Regions from separate parts of the Homo sapiens genome. Here region 1 is linked to region 2. A link is a contact called in ENCODE Hi-C or POLR2A ChIA-PET data. All regions are on one chromosome and are shown on one strand. The core of a region is the stretch at or near the end of the contact, and the rest is flanking DNA. Distances in the headings are between cores, read along the strand shown. Region 1 has its middle 23 kb from the start of CEP78. Region 2 overlaps GNAQ (G protein subunit alpha q).

Region 1 (6,095 bases), core at 3,529-6,028, 210 kb before region 2:
AATGCAGTATGACCTCATTTTAACTTGATTATATCTGCAAAAATGTGATTTCCAAATAAGGTCACCTTCACAGGTTCCAGGGGTGAGATTTCTAAGGTTAGGTCATAAAAGAAAATCCCTCTTCTGCCTGAATCTTTCTCCCAATAGATAATCACCATTGGAACCCAGCTACTATTTTGTGGGGAAGCCTAGAACATATAAAGAGGCCACATATAAAAGATCCAACTGACAGCCCCAGCGAAGGCCCCAGCCCACAGCTAGACATTTAAGGGAACGGGCCTTCAGATGATTCCAACCCCAGCCTTTGAGCTGTGCTAGCTGAAGCTCAGTAGAGCAGGGAGGAACCACCCCCACTCACCCCTGCCCAAAAATGCAGATTCGTGAGCAAAATATATGTAGTTGCTTTTTTAATCCACTAAATTTTAGAGTGGTTTGTTATGTAACATTCAATTCCCGGAACATTACCCAATGTCCACAGACCTACCTGAGACATTTGGAATCTCCTGTGGTAGGGTCACCTTTTGTCATGCGATCACGACCTGGTGATCTTGCTATGGGTTTCTTTTGAGTTCAACCATCCTTCTCTCTGGACATAGTATGAAGCAGTTTGGCTAGATACATAGGTGTTACCAGCTTCAGCCTGGCTTAAGAAAAGATGTAGCTAAGTACTGAAAGAATTTAACTACTTCTTTTGCTGGTAAGGTAGCTCTCCGGGCCTCTGGAGGACCAACCAGTGGCACAGAAGTGTAACTCTGACACTTACTAGTTGTGTGATCTGAGCCAAATTCCTCAAATTCTCCAAACTACATCCGTAAAATGGGCATTATGATACCCATCTCATTTATGTAAGCTTGTAGCTCAAGGTCTGGCTTATTTTAAGTGTTCAAGAAGTAATAGGTGACTGTTTTAATTGAAAGTTAAAATGTTCAAATTTTTTTTTCTCTTAATATGTAAAATAACCTCATTGATGGAGGTTGTATAAACTTGCAAAACACTTCCATACTTAGTAACCAACTGTAAGACTACGCTACTCTGGACTCTGGATTTTTCAGCATCAAGTAAGGGACAGTAAATATTTATAACAGCAACACAATCCTTGTTGCCACAGCTCACAAGGGCCTATTTATTAAAACAGGTGGCATTAAGCCAAGAGTGACTATTAAATTTGTAAGTTGAATTTTTTTGAATAGTGATAGCCCCCTTACTAAGCAAAAGAAGACAAAAAAAAAAGCCCTACTTCTAACACTTGGGAATTTCTAACTAAATAGTTTCTTTTTTGTGATGGCAAGATTTATCCCTTATATTAGAAACACACGTGAGACCGTGAGACCATGAATCCATGGTATGGGTTTTAAGACTGCAGAATTAGCTGGACTTAGGGAGCACTTAGTTGATCCTCAGATCTCAAGTGGGGGCCAAATTTAATGCTTCTGAGTAAGGTTATTTTTATACATGAGATTCTATGTACTATTTACTAGTAATTTTTTTCAGCTTTGTGCATGCATCAAAAACTCAGTCATTTTACAAATTGCAACATAAATAGCAATTCCATCCACACAGTTTTTGGCAGAAAGAAGTTTCTTTCCACAAAATCCACTCAGTTTTGCTTGTTTTATTCTCCTATTTGCCAGTATATACTAAGGAGAATCCATTCTTACTGATATTGCTGGCCTTTTTAAAAGCCTTCCCACTTGCCTCTTACAAACTGAGGCTCTACTGACAAATGGCTTTTTCTCCCTGCATTCTGTGGAAAGCTTACAAATGCTGAATGCTAAGTGGAAGGCAACCAAAACCCAAATTCACAAACGTGTGCACTTGAAAATGTGCAGTTGGAGTCAATCCTTTGTCTGGAGCCCAGAGGAAAATACTTGATTCTGTTACTAGGTGGCAATGTTCCTTTACCAAAAGGGTGGTTATTAGCGTCTGCTCTAAAACAGAAAGGAAAACGCTGCCTTCTTGACCCATCCTTAGCAACTTTTTAACCAGACTTCTTGGTTTAAGACCACAAAGAGACATCAGTAATGTCAGAAATTCCAAGGTTGGAGTGCACAAACGAAAACTTATTCCCCTGGTCACTGTACATTGCAAAACTCTATGATATAAAGCACATGGTTGCTTCCAATGACTGTAAAAATCCTCTCTAGGCTGGGACTAGAAGTATATTCCAGGCCTTAGTGAACAAGTGATATAATCTCACTTGTCCAATGATCAGTGGTATAGTATTAATTTTATTTATGAAAAAACAGCCCTTGCATTGAGGTTCTTTTTAAAAAAAGGAGTTTCTTCCATCCCATTATCAGTTAGGGTTACCAGATTTAGTAAATCAAAATACAGGACAGCTAGTTAAATTTGAATTGCAGATAAACAATGAATACACTTTTTAGTATAAGTATGATCCTTGCAATAATTTGCAACTACTGATACTAAAAAAATTATTTGTTATTTATCAAAAAAAGTTCTGAATGAGTGGGCCTGGTACCTACATTTTAAAAAATACGGTGTTTTCCGTACAGATAATTCTCAGATCACACTTTCAAATAGCAAGAGTCTGAAGCTGTGAGATCATGAATCTCCTTGAGAATCAAGTCTTTTCCCAGAAAACACTCATATAAACTCAATACTTTCACACAACTTCAGTGAAAGAACTGAAATTCAGAATTGGCTAGAGCCTACAAACCTCATGAACCCCAAGTTAAGCACTAGCCTTAGTAATCTCATGTGGTTTACTGAAAAGCTTGGCTCTTCCACAGAAGTGAGATGAGAACAGGCTCATTTTGAGCCCTCCCACTTGGCCTACTCTTTGTCCTTCCCAACACTTCTCAGCACAAGGAGAGCATTTTTTTTTTTTTTTTTTTTTTTTTTTTTTTTACTTTCCACAAGAAATAATCCATAATCCCCTGCAACAGTATGAGTTCCCTACTTAAGTGACATGCTTTTTCTTTAGTGCCTCCCAGTTACCTCTGTAAAAGGATTGTTTGGAAATAGGGTCTGCCTGAATGAAGCCTAGAGGCTGTAAACAAAATTCCTCTTCATCAAAGATGCAAGTAAACAATTCTGGGCCAAACTGAACCACAGAGAGGTCATCTTAAATGCCCATCAAGCCATAAAAGGGTAGCCAGGGGATTGAAATTTTACACCTGTGTAAGGCAGGGAAGTAATACTGAAGTTAAAATAAAATAGCAGGCTCATACACTTAAAGATGGTTATTAAGCAGAGGTTGTCACCTTATCTCTGTGAGAACTAGTCTTGCAGATGCCTTGAGAAGAAGGAGTCCCAGCGTGGGACTCTGAGGGCCTTGGTGTGCTGACCCTGTGGCAGGGCCATTGCCCACTACACACTAGCTTTGGGTGGGAGGTGTAGAAGTTGCAGTGAAGTCCCACACTCATGGAGCAGCTGTAGTGCTGAGAAAGTGCATTAGAAGGCATAGGTTGTGTTCAGAGATAAGGCACCCATGATACCCCTCTGAAGTCCCTTTAAGGTGCTCATCCTGCCACCTGTAAAGCATCTAAGGCACCCTGGCCCCAGGTCGGGGGATGGAACCACAGTAAGGCTGTGGTATTACTGTCCCTTGGAGCTGAAATAAGTGCCGGGTAAGATGGCACTGGGACTTGGTTGAGTCACTAAGGTAGAAGTCCCAAGGCCCTCCATTAAATTTCTCCCACCTGAAAGTCTGGGCCTCATGAAGGTAAAAACTGCTACACAGGGAAGGTGTCTCTGAAGCTGCTGGAGCTCCCTGTTGGGCTGGACCAGAGCCCTTCCGTAACCTCGGCACTCTTGCAAGAGAAGGCAACCCCACTGTATTATACTCTCATGGGCTGGAATAGGCCGGAGTCCCAGGCTTTAGCGCTTTGGGTTTATAGGGATAACCACTTCTCCAGAAGTACCATGGTTAATTTATTTCAATGACTCTATTGGCTAGCCTCCTACTGGCTCTCAACCTAGCCTCATGGACCTCTTTAATTCATAAAGGTAGGCTGGCATGGGGAGAGTATTGCTCCATTTTCCTTTGGAGATGGAAGTCTTAGTATATCTTAATTACCAGACAATGGAGTCTTCATTCCTTCTTTAGATTTGCCTAACCAAGAAAACCTCAGAGTAACATTCCAAGAGCAAAGATGAACATCTATCCTGAAAACAAATAAACAAACAAGCAAAAAAGCTGCTTTCGACTACAAAGCTACAGCAGGACACTTTCTCTGCAGTGAAATGACTGAGTCAAAGGATACGGGCATTTGAAAAGCCCTCTTTTGTGTAGCCACTATGTGGAATAAAGACAACTCATGTGATATAACTGTAAAACAATTTCTTATTTCCCAGTGCCCCTTTAACTGTTTCGTTCTTCCTCTCTCCTGATTGAAAACTCCTATAGTCCCACGCGATGATCAAAATTTTAATCTTCGTTCAAAGGTCAATCATCCTGCCTTTCCCACTGTGGTACTGTTTCAGGACAAGGTCGACTTCTCCATCCTACCCATAGCACTTTCCCTCCATCTGCCCATCAAGGCTATGATTAGGCCACCTGTAAAAGTCTGTCTTGGCTTCCTCAGGCTGGAACTGCAAGGTGGGAAAGGAAGTGAAAAGGGCGAGAAAGTTCTTATTTGATTGATGTTGTCAGTGGATGGCTTCTGCTTGCTGGAGCGTGAAGCTGTTTTTTTCTCTTATGTGCATTTTTTGTGGGTTATCATGAAAGCTGCCATTGTTGGGGGATGCTTCTCTTTCCGTTTCTTTGATGTGGGAAATGATGTCTCTTCTAGCTGGTCACTGGCAGCTCCTCTTGCGACTTCTCACCATCCAGTGACCCACAGCTAGCTTCCTTCTTCTGATGTTCTCTTAGTCTTCAGATAGCCCTCAGAAAGATTCTTGATGCTCCCAGACTGCCTGCCTCTCAAGAGTGGTACAAACCTCTTCCTCAGGAAATACACTTTCTTTGGCCACAGCCACCTCTCCTAGATCAGCTTCTAAATACTTCTATCTCACTGTGTTTACATTTCTTAGTGGGAATCAGACACAAGTATAGTCCCCTAAATCAAGCTTGTCCAACCTGTGGCCCATGGGCTGCATGCAGCCCAGGATAGCTTTGAATGCAGCTCAACACAAATTCATAAACTTTTTAAAACATTATGACATTTGCTTGCAAATTTTTTTTAAAGCTAATCAGCTGCTGTTAGTATATTTTTATGTATGGCCCAAGACAATTCTTTCAATTGTCTTTCAATTCTTTCTTTTGGTCCAGGGAAGCCAAAAGATTGGACACTGCTGCCTTAAACTGAATGTAGCACATCTTGAATTCTCTATGTGGGCTCCTTAAAACCGTTAAGTGGGAAACATCTTCTATTCCTCACCCTTGTTGAGGTATCTAGCACTCCAACATCTATCTCCAAAATCCTCCTCCCAGTTTCACCTTCAACCTCCATGTACTTCATCCTCTTTGTATTTTTAATGTGTGTGAGGGATGAGTTCTGTCATTGGTGTTCAGATACTTATTTTGAAAATTTGTATTTTGTTTTAGCAACTCACTTTGAAGTGCAATATATATTGTATCTTGATTCCTCAGTCAAAATCTTCAAGGAACAGCCAATTGCATAAGAAAGATTTGCTCTTGTTCTCACTCATAGGTGGGAATTGAACAATGAGAACACATGGACCCAGGAAGGGGAACATCACACACCGGGGACTGTTGTGGGGTAGGGGGAGGAGGGACAGATAGCATTAGGAGATATACCTAATGCTAAATGACGAGTTAATGGGTGCAGCACACCAACATGGCACATGTATACATATGTAACAAACCTGCACGTTGTGCACATGTACCCTAAAACTTAAAGTATAATAATAATAAAATTAAAAAAAAGAAAGATTTGCTCTTGTCACATAATCATAATTTCATATCAGGTATAAACCTGAAGGATTTGCAGGTGATATCATTGCAACTGCCATTTACTAGCCACCCGCAATATTCATTTACTCTTGAGATATTATTCATTGGTGGCCCTATGGAAACCAGATCCTCATTTGATTTCTCATTGATGTCGTCATTACTAAATCTTTGAAGGTATGGATCAGCTTTTCCACTTCTTCCATGAGCTTCTTGGGCT
Region 2 (6,253 bases), core at 2,374-4,873:
TGAACCCAGGAGGCGGAGGTTGTGGTGAGCTGAGATCATGCTACTGTACTCCAGCCTGGGCAACAGAGCGAGACTCCGTCTCAAAAAATAAAATAAAATGAAATGAAATGAAATGAAATGAAATGAAATGAAATGAAATGAAATGAAATAAATCGATAGTTAAGTGAAAGTTGCATTATTCAGTGTATATGTATGATTATTTAATGTAAAATAAACTCAGTTTTTCCAGTTGGATGGTGGGGGTGGTAGCAGGGGAGGAGTTGATAGTAAATAATTCTGGATATTCAGCAAGAAATTGAGAAGGGATCTTGCCCTCCCTCCTTTTATCCCACTCCCTTGCCCCCATTTCTTAATTGAGTCTGGCCTGAGCCCATGTGGCTGGCCAGCACAGATGAAAGGCCCTTCTTCACAGCAGATGTATGATGATTCCTGGACAGTGGTCAGGATATTGCCTTTTTGTGGAACTTTTAACAGAAAAGGTAACTGAAGGTTTGAGCATGTCCCCTTTACAGGGGCCATCTTTCCCCCACCTGTGTAGAGGTACATGGGTCTTTCAGCGGCTCAAACAACACACCTAAGTGTCCTTGAGTCTCACCTTATTGTGAGTGTTGCTTGTAAGCAGTGTTGTCACTAAATTTATTTCTTCTTTAATTTGGTAATTTACCAGAATATCTTCTTTTCTAGCCTCGATGATTATAGCTCGTTGAAATGCCTGAAGTCATTTTTGATTTCTTCTCTCTTGCTCATGAGAATTATTCCAAAAAAAATTTTGGCCTTCACACCAGTGTTTAAAAATTGTTCTGTACCTAGGTTTACAGTGGGGATACACCATCTTAAATCTAGTTAAGGTTAACAAGATTTATATTCTTTTCTGGAGAGTTCAGTCTTGGAAGCCAACCTGAGTTTTTAAAATGTGCTGACTGCATGTGGATAAATTACAGCCCTGTTCCCAGATGTGTGGGATCTCACAAGATAGGGATTGGATGGAGAAGTATCCCTGATTTGTCAAAGTGCTAGTCTAAGAGAGCTGCCTTTGTTGTAAGTATACTGCTTGTGTAATTTCAATGATCAAGATTCCCTTTGAGAAAAAATGTGGTTGTACTGACATTTACTTTGAGCAAATGAAGCATAATTCATATCTGTTGAAATTGAAATTAATAATGCATGGCCATGGCTATGTGAGTACTTTTTTCAGCCTTCTTTGTATGTTCTTGCATATAAATTTTTAGAACCCGTGGTAAATCAGATGGTGCAGAGGCTGTTCGATTTTTTTTTTTTCTTCCTTGTTTTCTAGTGGGTGGCTTGCTTGAGCAAGGGAATGCAGTGAATAAGTTTATCAGCGTTAGAATCTGTGGTTATGAAATTATATCACTTATTAAAAACTAAATATTTTAGTCAAGGTTTTTAAGTGTCCTTTGCAAAAAAAAAAAAAGCTTTTAGATTGCTCTTTACTTGTACTTTCCCAGCTGAAAATGAAAGATAAGGGACAAATATTAGTATCAATTCTTTTATTTGCATGCCTTTTCTCTAATGGTTGTTCCTTGCCTTTTAGTCCTTGTGTAATGAATACGTTAGAGGCAAATGTCACCTATCTTGAAACCATAAAGACTTAGTTTCTGTACTACTACTTTTTAGGTACAAGTGCAGTCTGACTTCTGAATGTAGAACCAGTCATCAGAATAGCCCTAGATTGCACAGTGGGAAGAACTTGCATTGGCTAAGTACTCTGGTGAAGCTGAACAATTCCAGGTTGCAAAGAGTACTTGGCTCATCTCTCATTTTCATGAGGACTAACATCACACACAATGCTAAACCTCACTAGCAAAGAACTGAAATGAACTCCTGACAGGCCAAGAAATGCATCCAGTAACCTCATGTGATCTTTTACCCCATCAAGCCAAGGCCATATCTCTGAGGTTAAGAAAATTGTGCATTACATTGCAAAATCTTCTATTTGTGAGTTAGAAGTCTCAAACTCGACTTTGTTACATTTAGACAGTTCTAAACACACATATGAAAACAACTCAATTTCCATCATAACTTTGCAGTAAATTTCCAAAAGGCGTATTTCAGGAGACCTTAAGATAAGCATTGTTTCTGAAAGCATGATCAAATGAAGGAAATGAAAGAACAAACACTATCCTAGTTTGAATGATGCTTGGAAAGGTTTTAGTCCTGGGATTGCAGATAATTTATTTTTTTTGGTAGTACCAATTAGGGATATGCTGAGAACAGTGGGGAAAGCAACAGTAGGTTTACTTCTTATTGCCTGATAGAGTATTTTTCTCTAAGATTTTTTGGTATGTGTGTACAAGACAGTGTTTTTGGTTGATCCTATGTCTCAGTTGAAGACAGTCCTACTGAATTGAGATCTTATGGGGCAGGGGGCAGTATACTTCTTTTTTATTGACATAATTGCAGCCAGATAGAAATAGGTAATTATATTTCTTATCACACACATAATGGATTTGTTTTATGTTGTGTTATTCTCTGAAATTAACTGACAGATTAGAACAAATTGCATGTATATTTCACATACCCAACCTGCACTAAGTCCCTCAAATTCCTATTTATGACAGTTTACCTCTGGGAATTAGCTAGGGCATTTAAATCAATAGCATTATTAGAACTCACGTTCCAGGAATCCATTTGTGACCCCGTACAGGAAAGAGTTAACATAGTAAGCCTGCGTGCAATAACTTAAGACATTTCATGTTTATTGTCACAACTGGTTGTTGGCAGCATTAAATGTGACCCCACTTGGAGAGGACCCATGGAAGCTTGTGTCTAGTTTCTTCCAGACTTCATCCCATACCCTTTTCCGTTGGCCGATTTTGCATTTTGCTTTCTTGTAATACATTGTAGCCATGATACAACTATATGCTGAGACGGGCGAGTCTTCCAGGTGAATCATTGAGCCTGGGGAGTAGTCGTGGGGATGCCTAACACATACCCATCATCAACTGCTGAAGGCCTCTACTTGGTTAAGGTGGAGTGCTCTGGGCTAGAGTATTGGCACTGCAACCTTGACCCATGCACTACTGCACCAAGTTTGTTGGGAGGATCACATGGGATGGTGTTGGTAAAAGTTCCTTGAAAACAGATCACTATCCAGATGCACACTGATGTGATTATTATTTTGCTTCTTCCGTGATATGTTTTGGTAACTACTGTGAGTAAGACATTATTATGCACACATAGAACGCTCAGTTATTTACCCTTTGGTTAGTATTGGGCCTCCTTCTTCACATGAGGCAAGGCAAACTCCCGCTTCCCCAGACAATGGGGAGCACTCTAGACACTAATTCCCCACCCTTCCTACATTTTTCACATTGCTCTCTGGTTACTTTTCTTAACCCATGTTAATTACAGTTGGGTGGGTACAGTGGCTCATGCCTATAATCCCAGCACTTTGGGAGGCCAAGGCGGGCAGATTGCTTGAGCCCAGGAGTTCAAGACCAGCCTGGGCAACATGAAGAACACCATCTCTACAAATAATACAAAAATTAGCTGGGTGTGGTGGTGCCCACCTGTGGTCCCAGCTACATGGGGTGTGGGAGGATCGCTTGAGCCCGTGAGGTGAGGGCTGCAGTGAGTCATGATTGCCCCACTGCACTCCAGCCTGGGTGATAGAGCAAGAGCCTGTCTCAGAAAAAGAGAAAAATTGTAGTTTTGTCATCTCTCCAAACCATTAATTACATTGCATTCATTGTGAAATAAAGGCCAGATATGTTTATCTGTCAGTCAAGTTTATCTGATCCCACCCCCTCTTCTAGCCTTATTCCTTACTGCTTGCCTTGAGGTATTTGACAGTTTAGCCAAATGAGGACACTAACCCTTTTCCTTCCCCTCCTCAGATATTTGTTGCTTTCCTCTCTTCTCTCCCACCCCTAGGATGCTTTTTCCTCCATCGCTCTCTGTGCAAATCCTACCGTGTTTCAAAACCCATGTTAAATGGTGCCTCTTTCTCATTGCCTTTTCTGATCCCTCTAGTGGTCAAAGTTTCTGTTGACTCCTATGACGTTTTATGTTTGTTTATGTCTGAGTTTTTTTGATATGTGCAGGAGGTATTGGTATGCAAGTGGAGAAGTGAGATAGCTAAGGGAAGGCAGCCAATAAAGGTGCATTATTAAACCACTAATGGCAATGGGCAGTTGGAGGTCAAGCTTGGGGAGAAGCTCTGGGAGATGATGTCACGCAGGACTTCTCAAACTTTCATGTTCATGAGAATCTCCTGGGGACCTTGTTAAAATGCAGGTTCAGACTCAGGTCTGGGGTGAGACCTGAGAGTCTGAATTTCTCATGAGCACCTGGTGATAATGATGCTGTTGGCATGGGTCCAGAGACCCCACTTCGGAGAATGGTGATGCTGTAAATTTGTCCCACCTGAAGAGTAAGGTAGCTGGAGCATTTAACTTAATTAATTTTTTTTTTTTTTTTTTGAGACAGAGTCTTACTCTGTCGTCCAGGCTGCAGTTCAGTGGCTCAGTCATAGCCAACTGGAGTATTTATATACCAACTTTGGATGGTCATTAGTTGGGGGCTGTCAATTCCTGCCACCTTTGGCTTCTCGGGTGGCCATCCCTACCTTGGAGAAAAGTCCTCAGGCAGCGAGGTGCAGATACCTGTAGTTGGAGGTCAGCTTTGGGTGGCTAGGGCAAATTCAGCCCCATCTTGTAATTGTGATGATTTATACACATTTGTTCCTCCATAGCAACCTGTCAGATCCCTGAAGGCAGGATATGTAATTTGTCTTGTGTTCTAATAGCATTTAGTGCATATTATGCTTTTTTGTTTGCTCAATGAGTGAGTTGATTGTTGGTACTTTCTACTTTGGCAAAGTGTTACAAGTGCAGTTTATGGTGCAGTTCGGACTCCAGCTTTTTTTTTTCTTTTTTTTTTTTTTAGACAGTCTTGCTCTAAAGCCCAGAATGGAGTGCAATGACGCTATCTAGGCTGACTGCAACCTCTGCCTCCCCGGTTCAAGTGATTCTCGTGCCTCAGCCTCCCCAGTAGCTGGGATTACAGGCGTGCATTACCACACCCAGTTTATTTTTTGTATTTTTAGTAAACAAGGGGTTTCGCCATGTTGCCCAGGCTGGTCTTGAACTCCAGGTCTCAAATGATCTGCCCGCCTCGGCCTCCCAAAATGCTGGGATTACAGGTGTGAGCCACTGTGTCCGGCCGCAGCTTGTCATTTTTAGTCTCAGTGTCTAAGATAAAGATTCTGTAACACAAAAGCCTTCTTCCTGGTTCGTCATCTCTGAAGGTATCAGTGGCCTTGTCCTCACTGGTCAGTGCTAACAGGTACAAGAGAGAAGAATACTATGGAAGACAGCAAAAATTACCCCATCAAGGACTTCTGGGTTCTGTTTATTTTTAAGATGAAGATAGAGAATACGGCTCAAGAGAAAGAATTCTGGTGAGAAACTTTGGAGATAGCTAGTGCTCTCTCATCTAATTTTCCCTCTTGAAGGCACTTTTCATTCCTTGAGGGATTTCTGTTCTTTCTTTTTTCTTTTTGGACATTCTCCTTTATATTTGGATGGATTTCCTGTAATACAGACACAAATTTGGTTTTGAATTATAAGGCTAAAACAAATCTTTTAACTTGGTTGCTAAATTTCCTCTACATTATCAAAGCTCTTTTTATTTTGAATACCGTTTTCCAAATTTCATTTTTTCTTTGACTCATAAAATCTAGTGTTTTGAAAACTTCTTATATGGAGCTTTCTTTTGATTTTTAATATGAAATAACTACTATGTATTTGTTTGAGACCTCCTGTGTATCTCGTTCTGTACTAGATGCTATGGTAGACTGAAAGGAAATGTGACATTTTCTACCGGCCCTCAAAGAATTAGTCATTTAGGTGGGGAGAAAAGGTAGTTGATATGATGATAGAAAACCAATTGTAAGTATTAAGGGATATTCAATGACAGTTGGATGTCTTTGATTTTTTTCCATTCAGTCCTAATTTCATGTATTCCTTCATGCTATCATATTGTATAAGTTGTGGGTTCAGATTCCTAGTTGAAAAGATGCAGTCCCTGTCAGATGTAGAAATTTACCTGCGGGTAAGATTGTGGGTCAGTGTGGTTAGGGAATATCACAGAGAATGTACAGTTTTCTAGGTCATCCTTTGAAAAGTCAGCTGACTTAGAAAAGGCCACGCGGAGATCAAGGACCTTGTAGACATTGTTTGGCTCTGTACCAAGGGCTGGTTTGGTGTCTGGAGGGGCCCTGAAGTTAATG

Evidence for each region. Hi-C counts contacts between places; a loop is a spot of excess contacts on that map. ChIA-PET counts read pairs that join two places held with the same protein, here RNA polymerase II (POLR2A). Pooled maps may share reads with other maps.
Region 1: a loop to region 2 is called in a map of GM12878, with 2.1 times the contacts of the local background. The contact joins two enhancer-like sites. A Hi-C loop is called at or near these places in 1 of 168 maps with a recorded cell type or tissue (GM12878), 1 of 37 single-sample maps with no recorded cell type and 7 of 50 pooled maps. POLR2A ChIA-PET finds 5 or more read pairs at or near these places in 1 of 52 experiments (activated CD8-positive, alpha-beta memory T cell).

The regions. Positions count from the first base shown.
Region 1 is chr9:78,209,699-78,215,793 of GRCh38, reverse strand. No RefSeq gene overlaps it. Among named protein-coding and RNA genes, the nearest start is that of CEP78, 23 kb to the left of the region's middle. RefSeq lists an enhancer at 4,478-4,797. Within about 2 kb of position 4,778, at least 4 of the 41 ENCODE cell types and tissues checked have a DNase peak (open chromatin) inside an H3K27ac peak, as active enhancers do.
Region 2 is chr9:78,002,466-78,008,718 of GRCh38, reverse strand. The region is part of intron 1 of GNAQ (G protein subunit alpha q); the gene reads left to right. Among named protein-coding and RNA genes, the nearest start is that of GNAQ, 26 kb to the left of the region's middle. Within about 2 kb of position 3,623, at least 2 of the 41 ENCODE cell types and tissues checked have a DNase peak (open chromatin) inside an H3K27ac peak, as active enhancers do.